Regions from separate parts of the Mus musculus genome. Here region 2 is linked to region 1. Evidence: chromatin contacts called from ENCODE Hi-C data. All regions are on one chromosome and are shown on one strand. The core of a region is the stretch at or near the end of the contact, and the rest is flanking DNA. Distances in the headings are between cores, read along the strand shown.

Evidence for each region. Hi-C counts contacts between places; a loop is a spot of excess contacts on that map.
Region 2: a map of T-helper 1 cell shows a loop between it and region 1 (4-fold over the local background). The contact joins the promoter of Ttc21b here to the promoter of Galnt3 in region 1. A Hi-C loop is called at or near these places in 3 of 37 maps with a recorded cell type or tissue (T-helper 1 cell, T-helper 17 cell and v-Abl transformed pro-B cells).

What each region holds. Positions count from the first base shown.
Region 1 is chr2:66,123,129-66,126,798 of GRCm38, reverse strand. It overlaps Galnt3 (polypeptide N-acetylgalactosaminyltransferase 3), which reads left to right and starts at 2,006. Exons shown (of 11, transcript NM_015736.2): 1 at 2,006-2,275.
Region 2 is chr2:66,254,568-66,258,237 of GRCm38, reverse strand. Ttc21b (tetratricopeptide repeat domain 21B) reads left to right here and starts at 1,621. Exons shown (of 29, transcript NM_001047604.2): 1 at 1,621-1,724. The coding sequence starts at 1,704.

The DNA.
Region 1 (3,670 bases), core at 757-3,256:
ATTAAACATTTCAGTACAATAATAGTTTCTCTTGGCCTGTAGCATTTTAAATTTAATATGAAGCAGAAACACTTTTAATTAATTTTTAAGACCTTGCTTTCAGAATGATGTGAAATAACAGTTCAGATACCGTATGAAGTGGAACAAATATGCTAATTCAGAAACACTGAGGGCTTGGCTGCCATCTCTGTCATCATAAGCCGAGCAGTGAATTTTTTCTATAACCTCGAAACACCTTTCTTATCTTTTCTGGCCACTCATCTTGCAACTTGGGGCCTATTTTCTCTCATTCTCTTTTGGTAAGCCTTCCCTAGCTGCCCTTCCCAGTTGTTTTCTGCTATGACTAGTCATCAGTGCACCTCCACCTGCGATCCTATACTGCCGTCCTGTTCTGACCCTGCTCCTGTCAGTGGAAACCGTCACTGTTAGCCTCCCGGTGAGGAGTAAGAACTGACCATCTTCGGCTCCACGCATCCTTTAGGGTGGGCAGTGCACAGGAAGGGAAGAGGGATGTTGTGGTTTATACACTTAACATTTCCTCCAAATCCCCCCAAAGATGAGCACTAATCTCTCTCCATTTAAACACAAGCAGCAAAAAGACGTTGCAGAACCAAAAAATTAAAATGAGTTTTGGAAATTAATGTTTTTAGTTTTCGGCCCACAGATACACAGTAGATAGTTATTATGGTAATATACACAATATACACGTGCCTCTTAAATCTTTATTTTCAGGGGAAAGAGGAAGAAGGAACTTTTAAATGATAATGCTAAAATGTCATACAAAAGTTCCTGGATGCCTACAAAACAATTGGAAATAAGCAAAAGAAAAAAAAAAGTTACCTAAGTTGCCGAACTATATGAAGCTATATGAAGTGAAACTATACTACAACAAATGTTGCACATAAGCCAAGTAAAACTAACACCTGTTGATAATGTACTAAGATTTTAAAACTTAGTTCCAGTTCACATATAAAACTCATAAGTTAGGAAATAAACACCGTGAGTGTCAAAATGTGGGAGGAAGGCTTCCATCATTCTTTATAGGAAAACTCATCACTGCGGAATCAAACAGGTCGCCCAGAGTCTTTAGCTGTTTTTCCACTTCCCTGAATACTTTTGAGAATAGTCAAATAAAAAGTTCATAGAAATGTGTAAAAGCAATTTGAAGTCCTGGTTTTGAGTGTCAACGTCTCCAGAACAGAAGGCATAGTGGAAGGGGTGGGGGGGCACGGTGTAAGTGTCTCAAACACACTGGCAAAGCCTAACATGTTTAAGAGTGTAGGTTCTCACCTTGCAGAACAGATGTTGGCTTTTAATCTACTCTTCAGTGAAAACAATTCCTTTCCAGGAAACCACAAACTCTGCCCAAACCCTGGCAGAGGGGTTCTCCCCGAGGGCGCTGCTATCCCTCTCCTGTGGATATTGATTGGTTGGTCTTGCAATAGATAGCAACCCAGGAAGGGGTGACGGTGGACCCCAAATCAACTGAAACTTGACCAAAATACCAGAAGCTCTACTTTGAAAAAGGGAGTCGCCTCCTTGGGACCTGAGGCTTCCCTACCCTAGCGCCGGCGGCCAGAAACGGAAACCACTCGCTGCGCTCAAGTGAGAGGAGTGATGAAATCAAGGCTACAGGGGAAGGAAGCTCACCAACCTAACTGGTGACAAAGCTGCTGAGCCTCGGGAGGAAAGCAGCACGGTCTCCCAGGGGTCCCGGGGAACGCCGCACCCCTGGGTTTGGACCACCCGGAGAGGAAGAGGAACCGCGTGGGGTTAGGGGTAGGGGGAAGTGCGGCTCAGATTTCTCAGCGTCCCTGCCAGTGGGCTCTGGGTACCAGGTGGCCGCGGCGCGGGGCAGCGCAGGCTCGGCACTGCGGAGGGCTGGCGGGCGGGCAGCGCGCGGGCGGCGGAGGAGTTTGCTTGGCGCGCGCCCGGCCGGCCCGCGGCTCACCTGGAGCGCTCAGGTAGGACCGGGGCGGGGCGCGGGGCTGGCGCGCAGGCGCGGGATCCGGCCTCGCCCCTGCCGACGTCGCCGGCGGGAGCTCACCTGGGAGACTCGCAGAGGAAGAGGAGCCTCGGCGTGGCCTCGCTTGGCAACGCGGGAGGCCCGGCGGGAAGGCAGGAAGCGGCGGCGGAGGAGGAGTTGAGCCGAGCGGCCACGAGAGCCACGGCCACCCGAGTCGCCGGCGTCGCCACCTGCACTTGGCTCTGGACCCCCGCGGACAGAGCCCCGGCCGGCCGCCGCTTCCCGCCGCCTGCCCTGCCCACCTGCCAGGTAAGCCGGCGTCCAGCCGACCGGGCTCCCGCAGTCCCAGCAAGGGGACAGCGTGCGGGACGGCCCCGGAGCTGCCCGCGGCCGGTTGGACGCGGTCTCGAGAGCGGGTTTCAGTTGCTCCCCCTCGGGAGAGGCCGGCGGGGATACCGATCACTCCTGTCGCCGGGTCCCCTCGGCAGCCCCAGAGCCTCACCGGGGCAGAAAGTCCCCCTGGTACCCCTGGGCCCCCTGATAGTCCTCGGGAGGGCGGGTCTCTGGCGGAGGCGCTGCTCAAGGCTTGCCAACTTGGGCTAGCAGGTTGCCTGCCCACTCCCGGGTACCGAGTGGGCCAAACCCGCTACGGGGAGGGCTGTGGTTGTGCCGGGCAACTTTCCCCGCTAAGCCCAGACAGTCCTAGATTGGAAAACGGCGGCAGCCAGAGCCATCACGAAGCTTGCCGACTGGTTTGGAAGGCGCTCGGTGGTCGGGACCTGGGCATCCCGCGCACTGCACTTTTCCGGGTGCCCTCCCCGAGCCAGAGCTGCGCCCACTTTCCGGTTGAAGGTGGCAGAGTCCAGGTCTTTGTGGCAGGAGGAAATGGAACTGTGGTTCACCAGCTGCCTCCTCTTAGAGGACCTGTTGACTTAAGGACCAATGTATCTCGGATCTGGTGTGCCTGTGGCATATGACTCAAAGGTTCAAAAAAAAAAAAAAAAAAAAAAAAACCAACTTTGTTTCAGCATCCTGCCACGTCTGAACCTGGAAGTGCCAAGCCCAAATTCCTGTCTACCTAATTAGGATTTTCGAAAGCCTATGAATTAAGGTTGAAACTACTCTTAGCATAGACTTAATACTTAATTCCTTCCTTCTGTTTTGGGAACTCCATCAAGTTACCTTCCTCCCCTTTCTGATTTTTTTTTCTTTTTAAGAAAATGTTTCTAAGTTATGGCTTGATATTGAAGTTACACTACCTAAGGTACATCTGAACTCAAATACTTTTGTAAAAATTCAGAAAGTTACATTTGAATTTGAGAGTTTCTGGTTGTGAGAAATTCCACTTTTATCATCTAACTTTGAGTTTGTTACTTAGACATATGAGTTCAAAACCACACCCTATAATTATTTCTTTTTAACCTTTAACATCAACTGAAACCTAACATGCATGTTAGTTGAAACATTCTGGGCAGTGTATTCATACCAAGCATTTCTTATACACTGTTTTAACCAACATTTTTTTTTCATAGAAAATTTTATTAATAAGTTCCACTCTCTAGGTGTGTTTAGTTCTGCCTTTACCAAGTTTTAAAAACATATATTTAGGTTGTACATGCTTTCTTTCTATATATTTTTTAAAAAAATATTTCTAAATATATATTTAGATTGTAAAATACTTAGCCATTACATGTTTCTTAATGA
Region 2 (3,670 bases), core at 372-2,871, 130 kb before region 1:
TTTGTTCTTTTAAAGATGGTGTGTCTTTCCAGTTGTCTATCTTGAACTCATGGGCTCAAGTGCCCATTCTGCCATGGTTTCCTCTGTAATTGGGACTAAAGATGTGTACCCCTGGCTCTCAACACTAATTCTCACTCAGTATCATAAGGCCCTTTCTGTCCCAAGACTCCACTGAAACTCAAAAGGCTTATATGATGCTCAAAAATGTGGAAACTGGTGGTTTTCACTGGGATACAGTGCGATATTTCAGTGCACACATACAAAGAGCAGGGGTCACATTGGAATAATTAGCATCCCCACTGCTTTGTCATGACCTTAAGTACCTCTCTTCTTGATAAGATAGAATTCTAGAACTGTCTACATCATTCTGCCTGTTTTTTTTTAATTGAAATGGATTCTTCTCTCATCCCAACCACAGTTCCCCCACCCCACTCTTCCTAGCTTTTCACCACATCCGCTTCTCCATTCCTTTAGATCCATTCCCCCTCCCTCTCCTCTTCAGAAAGAAGTAGGCTTCTAAGAGATGACAGCCAAACAGGACCAAAATACAGTAAGACAAGGTAAAAGATCTCATACGGAGGATGGAGAAAGCAACCCGATTGAAGGAAGAGTCCTAAGAGCAGGCAGGAGGCCCACTAAAACATCAGTATAACGGCCACAGCTGCCTGCAGTCCTTTAAAGAATACAAGCAGAAACAAATTAGTGTGTCTAGATGCCCCTCTCAGTCAGCTTGCTGGATCTCATGATAAATACACTGGTGAAGATCTTCTAAGGAAGGCTGCCAGGAAGCAAACAGAAAAGCAAAAAGAAAAGCAAACAGCAAGTCCATGGTCCCAATGTCTTCTTCAAGGTCACGTGAGAATCTTCTAAAGTCCTTTCATTTGGCCTCATCTATCAAAGGTTCCACCACTCCCAACAGCACACGGGCTGGGGAACATTCAGCACGTGTGTCTTTGAGGGACAGTTTAGATCCAAACTACAGCAAACACTTAAGAAATAGAAATCTAAAAGAGGTAACCACATATTTTTAAATAAGACTTTGGGGGTGGAAATCTGGCGGAGCAGTTTAATAAGCACTCGAATAGCAAAATTACAGCAGCGCCTGAAAAGATTTAGAACAAGCCCAAGCCAGGCTTCAAGGTTTTTGCCGAACTGTGATTTTTCTGCGCCACCTTGTGGCCCAGACACGATTACTACACGTGTCAGGTAAATCATTTTCCCTGGTCAAGTACTAAGCCGCATTGCGCAAATCGGCTTCCACAAAAAATGCTGAGAAAATGGAGTCGGCCTTTGTTTGCAGGGATGAAAAGCGGCATGGCTCTCCCTCCTATTTGCTGCTTCATCATCTTTATTCTTTAATCTCATATCTCTTGCTCCACCCAATCCCTCCTCCTCGCGCCGTTTCCAGGCTGGACCTCCCTCCTCTAGCCCCACAACTCGGCAGCACTCAATGCTCAGCGGATTCCAGCCCCAGTCGCCCTCGCGGTCCTCCCTCGGGGTTCCCTCCTCGCCTGCTCCGGTGGCCCCCTCCTTCCTAGTCCTACAACTAAGCTCCGCCCCCTCACGCCGACAACCAATGGAGATCGGGCCACGCCCCTCGTGCTGCACGCCGCGTCCCTTAGGGTTTGAGGGCCCGGGAAGTGGGTCTGAACCCCTAACCCTGCGGCGGGCAGCGGTGGGCACCCTCCGGGTAGCCGGCGGCCATGGACTCCCAGGGGCTGAAGGTGAGCGGGCGGCGCGGGGCGTGGGCAGGGCGAGTGGACTGCGAGGTACAGGGTGGCTCGGGCAGCTGATGGTGAGAGCCTGCGGCCTTGGCGGAGATGCTGCGCCCCCCGCCGGGATGATCCCGAGGGCTCAACCACTGCCTTGCGGTTAACGGCCAGCCCCCAGCCTCCTGCTTATGTTGGCTTTGGACTTCTCCTGGGAAAGCCTGCTTAGTCTCCAAGTGTGATTTCTAGGGACTTAGCGAGCTAATGTCCTCTACCCGGCACTCACCTTTGCAAGCGGTTAACGAAAGTCCTTTAAAAGGAGGAGTATTATAGATTATGAAAATGGTCTTCCCATAGTTGCACTCAGCATATATTTCAGAAATGGTGAAAAACAAGGACAAGGTTTGGAAGCCTTTCGCGATCATTCCCCTCCCCTCCCCTCGCATCCCCTCCCCTCCCCTCTGTCCACTTTGGGACCTGTTCAGTATTTGTGGAGCGCTTTTTCTTGGGTGACTCCCGGAAGTTGGAGCTAGCTGAACAGACTCCTGGACATGAGATTTACTCATTCAAAAATCCAACACTGGAAAAAGTTCTTAGTACATTTAGCAAGCATTGGTTGACTGCCTTCTGTGTGTTTTGCACTATTTTCTAAGTACTTGCAATACTGCAGTAAAGGTGCTTAGTCTTGCAACTTTCACTTGATTTATGAGGGCTGACCCCACAAGCTATTAAACACATGAATGTCATGAGAACTACTGATTATATTCAGAGGACAGTGGGTGCTGACAGTTAGGGAAGACCGAAAGGTTTGGCTTTTTTTTTTTTTTTTTAATGAATTTCTACATTACCTTTTCAAGTTTTTCCTCCAACTCTTTTACATGTTTTATCCCTCATTTTATCCAAATGAGTTCTGCACTAAAACCACTTTAGTGATAAAACCATTATTAAACTTCTCATCACTTAGCACAGGAGCGAGTCGTGTCCTAAAACTGAGGCTGCTGACCTTGGCTTCTTCCCTTTCCAGTTTGATCAGTGCAATATTCTATCTAGAACAAGGTTCTTGAACAAGGAGTGGCAAGCACCGTCTACAAAATGCCAGATGGTACCTACTTTAGTATCTCTGTCCATCTGCAGTGACGTTGGTAAGCAGCTGTGGATGTACCTAAATGAAGGAGCATCCTCATATGCCAGTACATCTTCATGAGCTCTAACGTTTGTCTATGAAAGGTTTTCCCTGGCCCTTCTTCTCCAACTATTTTTAGCTCACTACCCATACAAAACCAAGTGGGAAGAAAGCCAGACATATCTTGGACCTACCTTCCCTTTGGACCTATCACTCTGGTTTCCTACCCTATTGTAGAATAAGGGCTGGCTTTTAGCCCCGCCCATCACCACACCCAACCCAGGTACCACACTCTTATCTCCATATTGCTCTTCCTCTGCGTTTTACAGCCCTGGGCCTTTCTCAGAAATATTCCAAGAGAAATACGGTGTTATATGTGGAGGAGATGGAGTAATGTGTTTATAATTGAAGAATCGGCTCTAGCATCCTCTGCAGGAGTGGGTTCCCTGGTCACCCACAGTTACCAAGCTGAGTACAGTATTCTGTATTCCCCAAAGCGAAGTAGTGCCCACCCCACATTCATTATAGCATTGTGTCCCAGCGGGTGTTCAGATTACAGTTTACCTGAATGTTCAAGATTTTTCCATGGCAGTAAACACTCTTGTTAACTTTTCTCAGCATCTTATTGATAGATTCAGAGTACAGTGTAGAACAGGATAGGTTATACTCTCTTCTCAGTATCTTACACAGTACCTAATACTAGAAAGTAGACAGTCCAAAAGTGTTTGCTAGACCGCTGAGCATGGGGATACAAGCCTACTCCTGGCACTCTGGCGAAAGAGTCAGGAGGAGAGCAGGTTTGAGCCAGCCTGAGCTACATTAGGAGATCCCACCTCAG